Linked DNA regions of Homo sapiens: region 1 is linked to region 2. Evidence: read pairs that join two places in POLR2A ChIA-PET (ENCODE). Cell type or tissue: A673. All regions are shown on one strand. Links, peaks and the distances in the headings refer to the core of each region. The heading gives the core; the rest is flanking DNA.

What was found. ChIA-PET counts read pairs that join two places held together with the same protein. Peaks named below come from ENCODE experiments on the same cell type or tissue, not always from the same donor. Only the 100,000 strongest peaks of a DNase experiment are listed, where the experiment ranks them.
Region 1: POLR2A ChIA-PET joins it to region 2 with 5 read pairs; 3 of 35 experiments call an interaction of 5 or more read pairs at or near these places.

The regions. Positions count from the first base shown.
Region 1 is chr15:48,390,346-48,398,691 of GRCh38, forward strand. No RefSeq gene overlaps it. Among named protein-coding and RNA genes, the nearest start is that of DUT-AS1, 63 kb to the left of the region's middle. In A673, for the core only: no CTCF peak of the experiment used is centred there; DNase peaks (open chromatin) are centred at 2,206 and 5,266; H3K27ac peaks cover 689 bases.
Region 2 is chr15:48,541,220-48,549,565 of GRCh38, forward strand. All of the region lies in intron 6 of FBN1 (fibrillin 1), which reads right to left. Among named protein-coding and RNA genes, the nearest start is that of FBN1, 100 kb to the right of the region's middle. In A673, for the core only: no CTCF peak of the experiment used is centred there; no DNase peak of the experiment used is centred there; H3K4me3 peaks cover 1,109 bases; H3K27ac peaks cover 783 bases.

The sequences.
Region 1 (8,346 bases), core at 292-8,291, 150 kb before region 2:
GTCTTTCCACATTTTAGTAAGACTTTAAAAAATTATTGCACTTAAGAAGTTTTTTTTTTTTTTTTTTTTTCTTTTGGTCACTCCTTTGACGCTTATTTACATATATGGCCAAATAAACTAGCTTAAAAAAACAAACAAACCTTTGTTTGTTTGTTTGTTTCAGTAGGAAAGAACATGGCTTCCAGTAACTCTTCAGTTACTTTTAAACAAATACTATCTCTCCGTTCTGGTACAGGGTCCTACTCTTCCTGTCTTGAGTCCTGGCCCTGGCTAGGTGACTGCATCCTGAGATTTGGGGAATGGAAAGAATTTTGGAGACCCTCTATTTTGTATCACAACTAGTAAGGGGTTCCATCCACACCCTCGTCCCTCTCAATTAGGCCTCTGCTTGTACATTCAGGGGTGTCTCTATTTTGTGAGGCTTTTTCCTGGAGGAGATAAACTCATTTTCAAAGTTGGGCAGGGCAGAAAGACTGGATACATTCAAATTCATTTGTTAATTCATGCATTAATTTATTCCTTTGACAAATATTTAATGAGCACCCTTGTGCTAGGCAGGCTTTGTGTTGGCACTGAGGACAGAGATCAACAAAGCAGACGTGTTCTCTGCCTTCCTGGAGGTCCCAATAGGGGTGATAGACATTGACCAAGTAAGTGCAGGGACAACTAATTGCCAACTAATTGCACATTTTGCAATTATGATAAGTGGCATGAAGGACAAGTAGAAAGGATGATAGGGCTAATCATAGGGAGAGATAGCTTAGACTAGGGGGTCAGTTGGAACTATTAACTAACACTCTTTTCATTTTTCTCTTATCACCCAAAGAAAGCCGGGAGTATGAAAGTATGGGTTAGAATTCCTTAAAATAACTACTTATTAGAAAGGGCAAGAAGTATCATAAATGAAACAGTATTGATACAACCTAGAAGTCATTGATAAGGGAATAGTTAACTACTTTATAATATACATTATTCAGCAATATTATTTAGCCTTAAAACTAACTTAGAAAGGAGTTGTTATGGGTTTCAGAAAATTCTTATGCTCTAGCATTGAGAAAAATTGCAAATGCAGCGATTATCTCAAATATACTATATATATACATATGTCTAGCAAATATCTGAAAACCATATCAACATGTTTTCCATTTTTATTTGTATTATTAAGGATGTTACAAGTATGTAGCTAAAACATATTTTTCATGAATACATGTAAAGCAAACATCTGTGTAACCACAGCTAGATCAAGACATAGAACACTGCCACCATCCACAGGCCGCCCTTTCCTCCCTTTCCCCTTGAACAGCTTGTATCATAATTCTGTCTTCTCACCTAAAGGTAAACACTATCCTGATTTTTGTGATAATCATTTTATATATATATATATATATATATATATATATATATATATATATATATATATATACACATACACATACACACACACACACACATAACATTTTAATATACATATATTATGTATATATATATACAGTTTTATCACCTATATGTATTCATAAGTAATGTAAGTTAGTTTAGCTCAATTTCAAACTTAATATATATAGAATTATACTTTCCTTGTGTTTTAACTCAACCTTGTTTGTGGAATTCATCCTTGCCATTGTGTATAGCTGTGGTTAATTAATTTCATTGCTTTGGTGTCCCTAGGTATGAATGAATGTAACACAGTTTATTTATCCATTCTACTATGAGTGGATATTTGAGTAGTCTCCAGCTTGGGCCTTTTACAGATAGTATTGCTGCCAACCTTCTTGTCCATGCACATTGTACACAGTGCATTGAGCCTCTTTACTGTACAAAGCTCAAGTGGACTTGCTGGGTCATAGGAGGTGCTGGTTATTTTCGGTTTCTACCCTTCCGCCCTAATCCATTCTTTGCCTTTCTGTGCCTTGCTCTGTGTTTCTTTATGTACCATATTACTAGAGTACCTTGCCTTCAGCTTTTAGTTAGGTTTGGGCAATGGGAGGTAACAGTGTGAGTTTAGGGGGTGGGAAAAAGAGTTTGGAGCATTCTCTGATTTCCTCTTGGCCTTCCCACAGTTCTGGCAGTGGCCGCACCGCGTTTTCTCTTAGGTTCTAGCTCTTACAAGACTCTGGTAACATTCTTTCCTCCTCTTGTTGTTTCAGGCTTAACAGGCTTTCCCCACTTTCTGTCCCATTATTCTCATTGCCAGTGGCAAGGAGCCAAGAACCTTCTTGTCTCTGCAGCATAGAACAGAGACAGAGCCTCCTGCCCAGCCTTCCAGGAAGCCCGAGTTCTCATCTTAATTCCCATACCCTGTTTCTCTGGGTTCAGGCTAAGGTTACTTCTCTGTTCACTAAAGCTGCATTTATTTTCTGGGTTTTTCTCTGATCCACTTCCAGAGACTATGACTCCAAGAGCAAAGCAGTCTGTTCACGAAATAGATCATTCCCTCTCAGTGCCCAGATTCTGTTGACCTAATAATCAATCAGGCCTTCTCATCTCCTTTCTCTCTTCCGTCAACTTCTGCTTCCCACACAAACGGTCCTGGTACTCCTGTAGCTGCTCTTCGCCCTCTCCGGGGATGTTCGGGTCTCCTGTGGATCTAGACAGGCATTAGTGGTGAATGCAGGTTTGGCGTCAGAGTGCCTGGGCTCAAATCCCTGTCCTGCTATTTATTAGCTGTGAACCCTTGAAGAGGGTACCACTCAATTTCTAGTAGGGCTTCTTTCTAGTCTGTAAAATGGTGATAATGTAAGAATAAAATGAATTACTCATATAAACTTCTTAATTGTGTCTGGTACCTGGTACATTCTTAATAAATGTTAGCTATAATTGTGGTTATTATCTGATACTTATATAAAAACCCATCATGTCATAAAAGCCTTCTGTCATGAAAAAGATATATATATATATATATATATATTTAGGTTCATGTAGTAGTAAAGTGTTTACTCCTCGAAAAAGCCCAAAGGCAAGCAGATATATGAGAAAAAGCATTGTCATATAAACTGCTTTATATCATGATGACCAATCCTCTCTTCCAACACTTCTCAAACCCAAATCCTTTAGGGTCTAATTTGGAAGTGGAGAGGGCAGAGGTGCATGGAAACAGAAGCGGCGCTGGTGGGGTGCTGTGTTTCATGCCTAGGTTATGGTGCACGACAGACACCACACACTGGAAAGTAGAAGCTTACCAGAGGAGATGGCAATTACAAACGCCCTCAGGAATTCATAGAAACCAGGGGGAGAGTTTTACATTTCCACAGGCTGGTGGGGTTGGGGTAGGGGGTGATGATAGAATTCAAGCCCATCTTACTCTGATCTAAGGGGCAAAGACACCCCATCTGAGTTATTCAAGTAGAGCCCAGAATGGATCACTGGCACCATCTCCCCCAGTTGTTGACAGTTGAGCAAGGAGCCGGGCGTTCTCCCCTCCCCTCCTCCTGCTGTGCTCTGTCTTGGCCGCCTTCCTTATGGATAGGCCATATGGGCCGTTTTGGAGCCTGTGTTTGCTTTGGCTTGGTGGTTCGCAGCTTACTTCCTGTTAACATTCCTCCACCTCTCACCCCACATTATGGGTCTCTCTCTCAGAGCCACCTGCTCTTTCTGTTCTCTGTGCCCATAACCTCAGCTCTCTGATTTCTCCATTCATTGCTTGGCTCTTAACTGGGACTCAAATCTCACTTCTGTTTAAGTATTTTCCATGCCAGCTTCTTGTTTGGACCAGATAGTGTTTCACCATGATGGGCCTTTATTAGGAGACAAAGGGGTGATCGGGGTGGTACCGGAAAAGGCAAGTTCATGTATCCAAATGACTGTCAAGTGAGACCAGAAAAAGCCCTTCTTCCCATGAGTTTTTGTCCAAAAAGCATCAGACCTAGTATAGAGGCGATTATGGCCAAAAAGGCGAGCGCTGAGTTTGAGGCCAAAAAAAACAGCCTAGGAGTGGAGGGAGGCACAAAACTGGCACACGTGCCTGTAGATTCTCTCACATTTACCCTCCTGGGTCTCCTTAACCCAGGCCCTTGGCCTAGTAAGAGTGCCAGGCCAGGCCACAGTCCAAGGCCAACATGTGTACGAAACTACCACACCCCGCATGTGGCATGACTTGTTCTGGCTACTCACAAACGACTCGATGTTCATCTCCTCTAGTGGAGTTCAGATAAGGCCTTTCAGCTTGGCTGTCTCCATCTGGTTCTTCCCATTGAGCCCAGGTCCAGTGGCTCCACAGAGAAACACCTTAACCTGCCTCAAGAACCTCTTCCCTTGACTTCAACTCAGGTGGATGTCCCAGCCAAGAATGCTTTGGCAGGATGAAACCGTGCTGTGAAGAGCGTGTTCAGGGTGTGGGTTTAAGTCTCACTTCAACCAGGTCTTAGCTGTGTGACCTTGAGCAAGTCCCTTCACATCATTCTACCTGTTTCCTCTTTTGTGAGATGGAGCTAATTATGCAAAGAGGTGTGAGAATTCAAAAAGATCACCCACGAATAATAAGGTGGGACAATTCCCTGAAAAGCACACCAGGCCTACTGAGACAGGAAATAGGCTTGGTGTTGTGTATGGAGAGGTAGACCTTCTTTGCCATTTAGGGGATGAGATCCATAGCACAGTAGGAAGTATGGTGGGTAGCTGAGTCTGGAAAACAACTGTGTGTGTGAATGCAGAGGACTGCATATAAAGTGCCAGAGCTGTGCCTGGCACTTGTTGTTTGCCAGCCAAGGGTCCCTGAGTTGAGAACACACACACCAAGGACAGTGGAGAAGAGCAGATGCCATCCTTACATGTGCAGTGTTTTTGGCCTTGCTCCCATTCTGAAAGTGCCTGTCTGAAGGGATCTGGCTCCTGGAATGGGCAGGGGTTTTTGTCATCTGTTTCGCTGGGAGGAAGTCCACAGTCAGGGATTTTGTAGAATCTTAATGGTGACCGCCAGGCAGTGGCAACTATAGCCAAAAACAATGAGGCTCCTTGGTACACTAAGGAAGGCTTCGGGTTTAATGCCTTAGGGCAATACTCATCTGGACCGACTTTTTAGACTGAAGAAGCCTTCCTGGGGTCTTGGGGTTTTTACATAGACATAACAGGGGTGCCAAGGCATTTAGTGTACACATTTGAAAGATTGTGACTGCATTTTTATCCCAAGCTTATGAAGCAGCTACATTTGTGAAGTGGTTAGCAGGCTGCCTGGCATATTTTAAGGGTTTCATAAATGATGCTCATTATTATTAAGCACGCGTGTCACAGCAGCCAGAGCACTGAGCAGCGCTCCTTGGCAGCTGCAGCTCCCCAAGGGGAGGGCGGTGCCTTACAAGTTGGGAGAAGACAGTGGAATCATTAAGCAGCTGACACATACCCAGTCACTCCAAGGAATCTCCCATCCCTGTTCAGAAGTCTGACCCAATTTGCTCAGCTTTTCTCCTGAGACTCTCTTGTTCCAGCCACAAATCTGAGCTGGGAGCACCCTTCCTCTTAGCCACCTGTGACTGGGAGGCAGCGGGGGTGGCCCAGAGCTCACCCTAGTTGGGAGACTTGAGCAGTAGCTCCTCTCCTCCAGCATTCCCTGGTGGGGGTGTGGAAGGCTGTGAGTAAGGGAAGAGAGAGGGTGTGGGGCACCTCACATGGTCAGGGAGGGCTCCCCTCCCTTGGAACTCACAGCAGCCAGGTCATGGGCTCACTGGGGTTGTTTATCATCCTCAGTCTTGGGGAGAACAGGCTCACATGACAGCGCTTTGCAAATCGGTAAGTTTTTTTCCAAACATACAAAAACCTAGGCCTGGGGTTTAGGACTTCTAGAACTTCAGAGCACACGGTCCTGTGTCATGACTCTCAAACGGGGACACACATCACTTAAGTCAAGTGGAGGTGGAGCTGTCACGTTAGTCACTGCAGTTTGCAAGGCTTGGGTGCCAGATTCTTGTCAGATACCTCTCTGTATCCCTATGGAAACCAGAAGAATGGAGAGTGACTTGTGATGGGCTGTCCCAGGCATTGAGTCTCACAGAATCAGAGAGCTGGGAGCACAGGGGGTATGGGAGTGGGAACAGAGGAGGGAGATGGGGGGCAGGCAGATGTGGGAGGTCACCCAGGACAGCTTTCAGGCAGAGCAGTATCATCTGCCTTTTACAGATGTGGCAACTGAGGCAAAAAAAGACTCACTGGCTTCCCAGACCCACCACGACCCACTGCCTCTTCCTGCTGCCGCGCCAGATATCCTCCTTTTTTCATGAAAGCAACTGAGTTCATGGTGTTCCTGTGAACTTAGCAATTGTAGAATGTGGTTTTGCCTGGTGGCTGGAAAAGATCAGGAACCTATATAAGAAGTAAACCCTTTTCAACTTGTACAAGTCCAGAAGGATAAAGGGAGGTACAATCTAATGTGGCAGGAAGAGGCGTTGGGCCCATGGTGGGTCAGGGCGAGTGATTTCTGTGGGGGTCCAGAAAGGTTCCTGGCAAGAATAAGGAAACCAAGCGAGGTTCCCCAGCTGCAGAGGCTAATGTGCTCTCCACCTCAGCCTGTCCTATGCACCACCAGCTCATACTCCCTTCACCTTCTTTTTTTGTTTGTTTTTATTTAAAAAAAAAACAACTGTTGGTGGGACTGTAAACTAGTTCAACCATTGTGGAAGTCAGTGTGGCGATTCCTCAGGGATCTAGAACTAGAAATACCATTTGACCCAGCCATCTCATTACTGGGCATATACCCAAAGGACTATAAATCATGCTGCTATAAAGACACATGCACACGTATGTTTATTGCGGCACTATTCACAATAGCAAAGACTTGGAACCAACCCAAATGTCCAACAATGATAGACTGGATTAAGAAAATGTGGCACATATACACCATGGAATACTATGCAGCCATAAAAAATGATGAGTTCATGTCCTTTGTAGGGACATGGATGAAATTGGAAATCATCATTCTCAGTAAACTATCGCAAGAACAAAAACCAAACACTGCATATTCTCACTCATAGGTGGGAATTGAACAATGAGAACACATGGACACAGGAAGGGGAACATCACACTCTGGGGACTGTTGTGGGGTGGGGGGAGGGGGGAGGGATAGCTTTAGGAGATATACCTAATGCTAAATGATGAGTTAATGGGTGCAGCACACCAGCATGGCACATGTATACATATGTAACTAACCTGCACATTGTGCACATGTACCCTAAAACTTAAAGTATAATAAAATAAAATAAAACAAAGTTTTTAAACATGCTCTTTAACTTTTAGTTTTCCTTGATCACTATAACTCCATCTCCTCAGTGTTCATTTTTAGGGGACTAGGTAAAGGTGGAAAAACTAAGACCAGGAGAGAAGTGACTTTCCCCAGGCCACTGGGCAGTAGAGCAGGGGCAGGCCCTCTTAACTCATGCATTGCTTCCTTCCACTTTCTGAGCCACCACATTGTGAGATGCCGCCCTGTGTGGACTCGCACAGGATTTCATTCTTTCCACAAAGGATTGAGACAGACACAGCCCCTGCACTCATGCCTGAATGTGCAATGGGATAGGTGGGCATTGGCCAAGTGACTGTAAATGAGCAATGCAAAAGAGAGTTCAGAGACTTTCTGAATTGTTCCACCACCCCAGTCTCTGGGCTTCCCAGACATATCCTGTGCACTCCTGCTGGATTACTCCTCCGAATGTTCCCAAAGCTGCCCGCTGTATTCCAAATTACTCTAGACAGGCATTCTGGCCCCTCTACGACCACACCTCCTAACCTACTTCCTTTACACACGGTGCCTGCCAGCTGGCCTGTGGCCCACTGCACTGCCCTTACTCGGGATATCCTCTCTCTGAAAAAGCCCAGCCTGGCTGTCTGATCTCCAAGAAGCTTTCCCCAACACCTCTGATGGCAAGGATCTTTCAGCACCTCCATTACATACCCCCCATACTAAATTTTAGGAATTCGTTTTGTGGAAAATACATGTAATGCGATTCAAGAAATTTACAACTCCCTTCAGGTAATGAAAAGCCCAATAGTAGACAAAATGAAACTGGAAGACCTTGAACTAGCCATCTCTCAGCACATTTTTTCTTTTTTTTTTTTTTTTTTTGAGACAGGGTCTTCCTCCATCCCCCCGGCTGGAGTGTAGTGCTGTGATCATAGTTCACTGCAGGCTCAAACTCATGGGCTCAAGCAATCCTCCTACCTCACCCATCCAAATAAGTGGGACTACAGGCCTGCACCACAACATTTAGCTATTTTTTAATTTTTTTGTAGAGATGGGGGGTCTCACTATGTCGCCCAGGCTGGTCTCAAGCTCCTGGCTTCAAGTGATCCTCCTGCCTCAGCCTCCCAAAGTGCTAGGATTCCAGGCATGAGCCACTTGCGCCTGGCCACTCTCAGCACATTTTT
Region 2 (8,346 bases), core at 63-8,062:
GGCATCCCAACAGTCCACAGGGATCCAATTTATTAAGTATACTATATATTTGGCGAATACTTTATGTAGAATAGAAACTATGGACTTAGTACATTTCTGTGCTAGATATTTATCACTATAGACAAAGTTATTTTGGAAACAAATTCAAACTGGCTTATTTGACAGTACAGATTAGCAAGTGGATATAAATGTATTTGTAGATCCATATTTTAAACAAAAATTGCTGATTGTAGAGGGAGAGGCATAATCTGGATGAAATAAAATTGGATCTAAAAATGTCTTGGAAGGTAAATGCTGTATTAACATGGTTTTCAAATGTCATTCCGATTTGGCGGCATGTGCTTTTCGTCCTGTACTTCATTTAGATTGCCAAGGTTATGCTGTTTTTAGTCCAATACTCCAACCGCAGAAAGAAATCTGCCCACACTCCCAATTCCTTACTAATAATCCAATTATTTACAATTATTCCCATAGCACTTACATGATATTAAGCTAAATTTACATACTCTTTTTTTTTTTTTTTTCAGATAGTCTCAGCATTAGACAGGGAGTGTGCTTAACTCAAAGCTTGTGTAACGTCTGACTCATTCCTGGCTTCAGTGTAAATCATTATTCCTAATGCAACTAAAATATAGTATTAGAAATGCTTTCTATTTGCAAATTGCTCTACAATCACTTCCTTATAAGACCTTCATGAACTAGGGCAACAGGCCAAGTCTTTCCAAAATTAAAGTGCGACTCTAATTGTTTTTAACTGGCTTACTCCAGTGTGGCTGGTTCATGGGAAATTCTGCATCTCCATGTTCCCATTCTGAGTGGTTAGCTCAAGGATTGCTCTCCAGTCCCGTTAGATTTGGCCTCAAGGCTTGGGCTCTGACCAACATGTGTCTGCAGCCTCTGATCCTCAGCTCATGCCCAGCTCTGCAGCTCAGAATGCTGTGGTCTACAGCATTATTTCACTTTCATTTGTAATCAGACTTCACCCCGAAGCAAATGCATCGTTTACAGGGAAAGAATATTCTGTGGTACAATGAATTCTCGTCCCTCCTGCCCAGTCACTAAACCACAAACTGCAGGGAAGGCACAAGGATATAATTTTGGGCACTAGGCTCCAATTATTTTAAATCCTTCTTTTCATAAAAATGACAAACAAAAGAATGAGATATCAATTTATCCATGACATAGAGGGTCACAGCACACTTATTTCTCCCAGGTAGGTTGGCCTGGGGAACATTAGGCTCCTAATGTGTGGAATTTCAATACAACTTTCTGAGGAAGGAGTTCAGAGAACTTTTAGTCTAAGGAAAATTAAAGTTAAGAAGTTCCATTATCATAATCAGCCTCCTAACTGCTGTTACTTCTTCTTACTGCAATCATTCTTAACCTTAGGACATAATAGAATCACTTGGGGGAGCTTTTGTAAAATGCTGATGCCTGGGTCCCACCCTGTCCTCCCCCAGTTTTCCCCATGGAACCCGATTCAGTAGATGTGGCATGGGGCCCAGGCATATACGTCTTGCAAAAGCTCCCCAAGATTATTTCTGCCCTCTAGGACTCTAAGATGTGTGTGTGTGTGTGTGTGTGTGTGTGTGTGTGTGTGTGTGTGTGTGTATTTTTTTTCCTTCTTTCTCTTTTCCTTTAATGAAGAGTACTCGTGTGCCATGATTAATTGGAGATCTCTGCAAGATAACAACTACTTATCTGAAAGTCTAACTTTAGGAACATAAGCCAGCCCATAAACTGGCATCACTGCCACTCGACATAACCCAGTATTTCTCAACTAGGACTGACATCCTAATCATGGCAAAATACTATTCATTTCCACAGTGCTGCACTGATTATGAGGCACTTTATTATGTTCTTTACTAATTATATTATAGTTAATTATACTAACTACCAGCTCATCAAAGCAAACAACAAAGTCAAAATTTAGGAAGGTTGATCATCCACTACTGCAGTGTCCTAATAGTTAGTAGAATTCCCATTTCCAGTCTCTTTCCTTCTAGTTTTACAAAGCACACTGATATACATGATCTCATGCCGCTGTCAGGAACTCTCACATCCAACCCCTACCCACTGCTGCAGCTTGTATCTGAGTGGAATTCCAGGGGCATTCTCCAATTGGGGCCCAAATACAAGGCCTATTTAGCATCAGTAACACCAAAAGTCAACTCTTGATTCATTCCAGAATTGCACTATCACGGAGATCGTCTGAAATTCTTCCGGGACTCCTGATTTTATAAAATATAAAGTAGTGCACATTATCTATGAAGTTTCTTGTCAAAAAGTGTCAAGGCTTAATCTAATCAAACTTCCACACCAAACTTCTAGCTGAAAGGGAATATAGGGATAGAGGAACAAGGTAAATTACACCACAAGGAAACAACCAGAAAACTCAGAACATGTGATATTTTCTAAGGCAATTGTCTAGAACTTTTCCAAAAGCAAATTACTTTCTCTTCACCAAAAGAAGTACAGAGATTATTTTAGATTAAAAATCATAATAATCAAAACTCAACTGGATACTGTTTCTAAAAGAGACAATTTCAGAAATCTTATGTGGACTACATACTACATGACACTGCAGAATTGTTGTTTTTCTAGGTGTGATAACGGTATTGTGGTTACATACAAGAATGTCCTTAGTGCTTAGAGGTGACGTCTCATGATGTATGCAACTTAACTTTCAAATAATTCAGCAATGTAAATAAATAATAAATACATATTTTAATATATATTTTACATATTCTATATACACATATATACATACATATGTGTACATACACATAGAGAGCTATTATGTGTATAAAAGTGGGAACAATTATTCAATATAAGTGGAAAGTATATGTGTATACTTTATATTATTCCTTCAACTTTAAGTTTGAAATTTTTTATAATAAAATTTCAGGGGAAAGAAATTCCTTTCAGGCCTACTTTTACTATGCAATGTTGCTTCTCCCATCTTATTTAAGCTACATGGCATTTTTAAAATGACACAATAAGGTTTGAATATACTTTCCAATCCATGCATTTATATAAAATACTGCACACAAGATTACCTATTTAACATGGTCTATACAGTGTTATTAAAAGAATACAACCTTTTGGCAAAATTTACCAAACTGTATTATGCAAAATGTTTACCTTTAACAAACTGCTTCTGAGGTATGGCTTAATTGTAACTAAATGTTTTTAAAAAGCACTTTAGAAATAAACCATATAGGAAAAAAACAAAACCATTTCTACATTAGTATTTTCCCTGATTTTATTTTCTTTATTCCATAAATGAAAAGTATTACCACTATGACTTAAATGTAAATGTCATTCAAAACTGCAGAAACAAGGTGATTTGTTGTACACCTTTTAATCTAACATGCAGACTAAGCAATTCACCAAAATCCAGGCCATAGTTCTGTGGGACCCAATTATGTGTGGCAGCAATTCAACTGCAGCAAATTGTTACCACATTTTATTCTGTTCCATGATGAAGAAAACAGTTAGAAATCTTGTTCAGAGTAAAAGAATATCTCATTTTGAAATAATCATTTACCTGATATTATTTGTTCCTTCACTATAAATCCTACAAGTCATTACTGACTTTCATCTTCCTGTAAAGTTATCTCTACTTTTACTAGAAAAAAAAAGACTGGGAGAATCGGTAAAGTCAAATCATAGTTTGGGTGACATATTTACCATCAAGATAATAAAATCATACAGAATACTTTCATTCTTAATGGTCTGCAAATTCCACTTTAAAGAACCAGTTGGCTCTGATTCATTCCCTTTTAAAACAGCTTGTATGAAATGCCACGTTAAACCAAACACTGAAGTTTGACCACAGAGCATCAGCTATTAAACAGCAAGACAAAAACAATAATATTGTATAACAATTTATTTGTTCTTTTATATTTTTTCAAAGCCATGAAGCATAAAATATTCTCTCCAATCCAAAAACAAGATTAGTAGCCCAAGAGGAAAGGGTCTTATGATTAAATATAAAAATTGTCAGGGGCAACATATTCTTAAATTAACCTGTATATCATAAAAGTACCTTGTAATATTGTTTATTTTCCAAAAATAAGTTCCACAAAAGATGAATTAAGTTCATGAAGAATCCTAATAGAATGTTTTATCATTAAATAATTATTAGAAATGAGATTTTCAGTAGCAAGCCAATTTTAACACTGAATATTGTGTACGTGGAGGGTGAAGGCATATGTTGGTAAAGAGGCAATAAAAATAAATTGATATAAAATATCAATCGATTGCAGTGCACTAATATGAGGTACCCAGAGCAGTCAAATTCATAGACAGCAGTGCAATGATGGTTGCCAGGGATTTAGGGGAGGGAGGAATGGAGAGTTTTAGTTTGGGAACATGAAAAGGTTCTGGAGATGGATGGGGGTGACAAGGTGCACAACAATGTGAATGTACTTAATGCCACCAAACTGTACACAAAGAAGTGGTTAAAATGGTAAATTTTATCTTATGTATACTTTAACACAATAAAAAGAAAATTCTAGCTGGCACAGTGGCTCATGCCTATACCCCCAGCACTTTGGGAGGACGAGGCAGGTGGATCGCTTCAGCCCAGGAGTTCAAGACCAGCTTAGGCAACACAGCAAAACCCCATCTTTACAAAAAATACACAAAAATGTAGCTGGGTGTGATGGTAGGCGCCTGTACTCCCAGCTACTCAAGAGGCTGAGGTGTGAGGATCGCTTGCCGTAGTGAGCCGCGATCACACCACTGCTCTCAAGCCTGGGCAACAGAGTGACACCCTGTATCAAAAAAGAAAGAAAGAAAGAAAGAAATTCCACAACCTAAAATTAAATTAAACACTTTGACTTCAATGCTTTACAGTTGTAAAGGCCTACATTTTACAACTGTAAAACAGAATCATGGGTTTCCTTAATGCATTCGACAAATACTTATTGAGCCACAACCCTGTATCAGTGAATAGCACAACATAAAACCTCTGTTCACATGGAGTTTGCAATCTTGTGGAGGAGGTAGTGAATAAATAGATCAACACATTAAAATAGTTTTAGATTTGAGGTTGTAATTTAGTTACAAATGAAACAAGCATGCTGCTGTCATAGAGAATAATTGGGTACACCTGCCTTGGTAAAAGTTATCAGAAAAGACTTCTTTGAGGAGGTGACATTTAAACTGAGGCCTAAAGGATGAGCACAAGCCAGCTGTGCAACATCTAAGCGCTTTCTAAGTATGGGAGACAGCAAGAACAGTGGCTCTGGGCTGGCAGATAGCCTGGCTTCTCTAGGATTAAAAGAAAGCCGCTGTGACCAGAGCTTTGAGTGCAAAGGGGAAGGGGCATGCCATGAGGTTGGATCCTTTGGCAGGGGCTGGATTATGCAGGACATCTCGGGATATGATGAGGAGTCTGGATCTGGCTCAAAGCTCAATAAAAAGCCACTGAAAATAAAAGCCACTGTTATTTGAGAAGTGTGCTCCTTTAAGGGCTCAGGAGTTGAAATGGAAAGGGTTTCAGGGAGGCTACTGAAGGATTTGAGGTGAAAGTTGGCGAGAGTGGTGGCATAGAAAGGGTGGAAGGCCAGCAGGTAGGGGACGTCCTTGGGCCAAAGAACCAACAGCACGTGTGGATGGATCAGATGGGAAGCGTGAGGGAAACCGGAAGGCTCCCGGGCTTCTGGCTTCCATCACTGAATAAATGGTCATTTGCTGAAACGGGGAAACTAGGGAAGATTAGGCTGTAAATACTAATAATCCGTTAACAAGTTCTTCCCATTCTCACAATAAGGTACCTGGTGTAGAACAGGTAACTTGAATTAGTGAGGCTGTCCCTAAATAAAATCATATTATCTGTAAATCTTAATGCTATCAAAATGAACAAAAACAAAACCTGTGTATAATGTAATTATACCCTGACTTGTGTGTTTTTGCTTTTTTATAAATTTCTTTTCCTTCCCTTCCTTTTTGTGAGCAAGCATTTACTCCTATCATATTCAGACATTTATGTATAAACATTAGGGTTGAGATTCTTACTTCAAACACACTTGGTGAATTTTCACAGAAAACCAAGTATGAAGTACCCACGGCCCAGACCAACAATATGTGATGGAATCCTGGCGTGGTGGGTGGGATTTCCTCCAGAGGAACTCCACTGCCCCTTTCGTAAATGACAGGGCATGGGAATCCAAGACCACTAGCTTTAGCTGCCAGCCCTGAGTTCATTCTACAGGAAATGGAGACACACCACATTCACATTCCATGATAGCATCAATTCTGAGAGATCTGGTGGAAAACTTAAAGCAGGGACAAAAGTTCAGCCATTATTAACCACAGCTGAGAAATGCCTTCTATAAATATGAACTTTCTGTAATATCAAGACAGATAAACGGCAGGGAGATGGTTTTGATACATTGGTTGGCAAATGTTATTTCTAGAATTGGCTTTTTATCAAATATCCATGTGCTAATAGATATGTGGTATATAGGTTGTTTGTATATCTTCTCTCTTTCACACACACACACACACACACACACACACACACACACACACACACACACACACAGTCACAGAAGCATGCTAACATACTATCAAGGTGGCCCTCCTCTTCTCAGAACTTTTCTTTGGAAGAAAATGTCTGATGAATGAAAAATTCCTGAGACTGTTTCCAGCTCAGAGTCTGGCACTGAACTCAGCTGAAGAAAGACAAGTTGGAAGAAAGTACAAGCATTACTCAGAACACGTGAGTGAACCGTGCAAAAGACAGGCATGGGAGCTGAGGGGGTGGGAGAGGCAGCAGCACCAAAACCCGATTATGTAGATTTAATTCATCAACAAGAGAAGATTCCTGACAAAAATCAGTACGTGCTCAGATATCAAATACAACAGATGATCCATATTCTTAGACACCAACAACTAAGGCAGCAGACCCTAGAACTGAGTTTTCACTGTTATTTTATGGTCGTCCATTTTTCAGACCTGCTAAGTGGAGTGAGAACACATCACTAATGGGACAATCACATGGGGTCTCTTGGCAGCTCCACTGGAAACATACAGATTTCGATATTCTGGGCCACTGGTGAGTGACAACTGTTTTATGGCACAGACTAGCAATTATGCAAATATTCATCCTGCTCTTTGGAATTAATAGTTATTTCCCAGACACCCCAGGTACACATGATGTGAAGAGTTAAATCTTAATACTATCCCATGGGCAGATAGGCCACTCTAGTTCTAGCTAAGTGTTGCCCAGTGGAGCCAGTGGCAGAATAGTATATGCCTTAGAAACTTCCATTCTATAGAACTAGAAAAAAGATTTAAAGTTGCTCCTGAGACTATAAGTCCTACAACTACTAAATCATGTACTGTCTGAACACTGACAGGGCACTGTGTTACTCTGTTCCCTCTTACCACTTACTAGAGATTTACATCAGCTTGGCCAGACACTGGGGTTTCATCTAAGGCAGCTAGTTAGATACGTTCGGAAAGTGTATATGGTTAGAAAATAATAAGAGACAGCATTAAAAGTGGTTTAAAATGCCCCAAGAGGGAAGCCAAACACCACAATTTTCTCCAACTGTGGAAGAAAAAACAACTTGAGCCAGATTTTAGCTCTCTGGATGTATTAACAGGTCTATGTTTTATTCCCTTGGATATTTATGAAGCATGTTAACAATAATTAAAATGGAATTTTCCAAACCTTTAAGGGTAAAAGTTAGGAATAGAATATCAATGACCTTGGAAAGTGTTATAATTTAAAATACATCATATTCGCCATCCTGGGATTTCACTACTAATATTTAAAATTCACAACTCCTGCACAAAGCAAGTGTTCTTAGGAACTATGCTCATGCAAATGCTTTCTATTCAAATGTATTTTCAAATTTCTGCAGTAGTTGTACGGCTAAAAGTTAGTGCTGCTGGTCTATGGGCATTCAGATTTCTCTAGTTATGGGTTCTTAACTTGAAGACCACAATTGGGACTTGGTAGGTCTAAAGGTGCCCTGAAACTATACATAAATCACATCTGCAAGTTCGATGAATCTGAACACAATTAAGTGAGCAATCACATATTCTCTTCCAGAAATCTGGAATTGGGATTGACGAGCACTGGTGTTCACCTCTGCAGCTGGCTAGACCTCAGGTGACTTACCTTGGGAGCAGGGAGGCGGCATGTACATGATGCACAGAGCAGTCCACCTGCATGGGGCAGGGATAGAGACCAGCTGGCTCCAGAAAGAGTTGGAGAGAGCATTTGGTTTTTGCTTCCAGCCCTGGGTAAAGCCCTGCTATAGTACCTGCCCTTGGGTTTCTTATAACCTGGGATTTCCTTACAGTAAATCCCCTCTTCTGCTT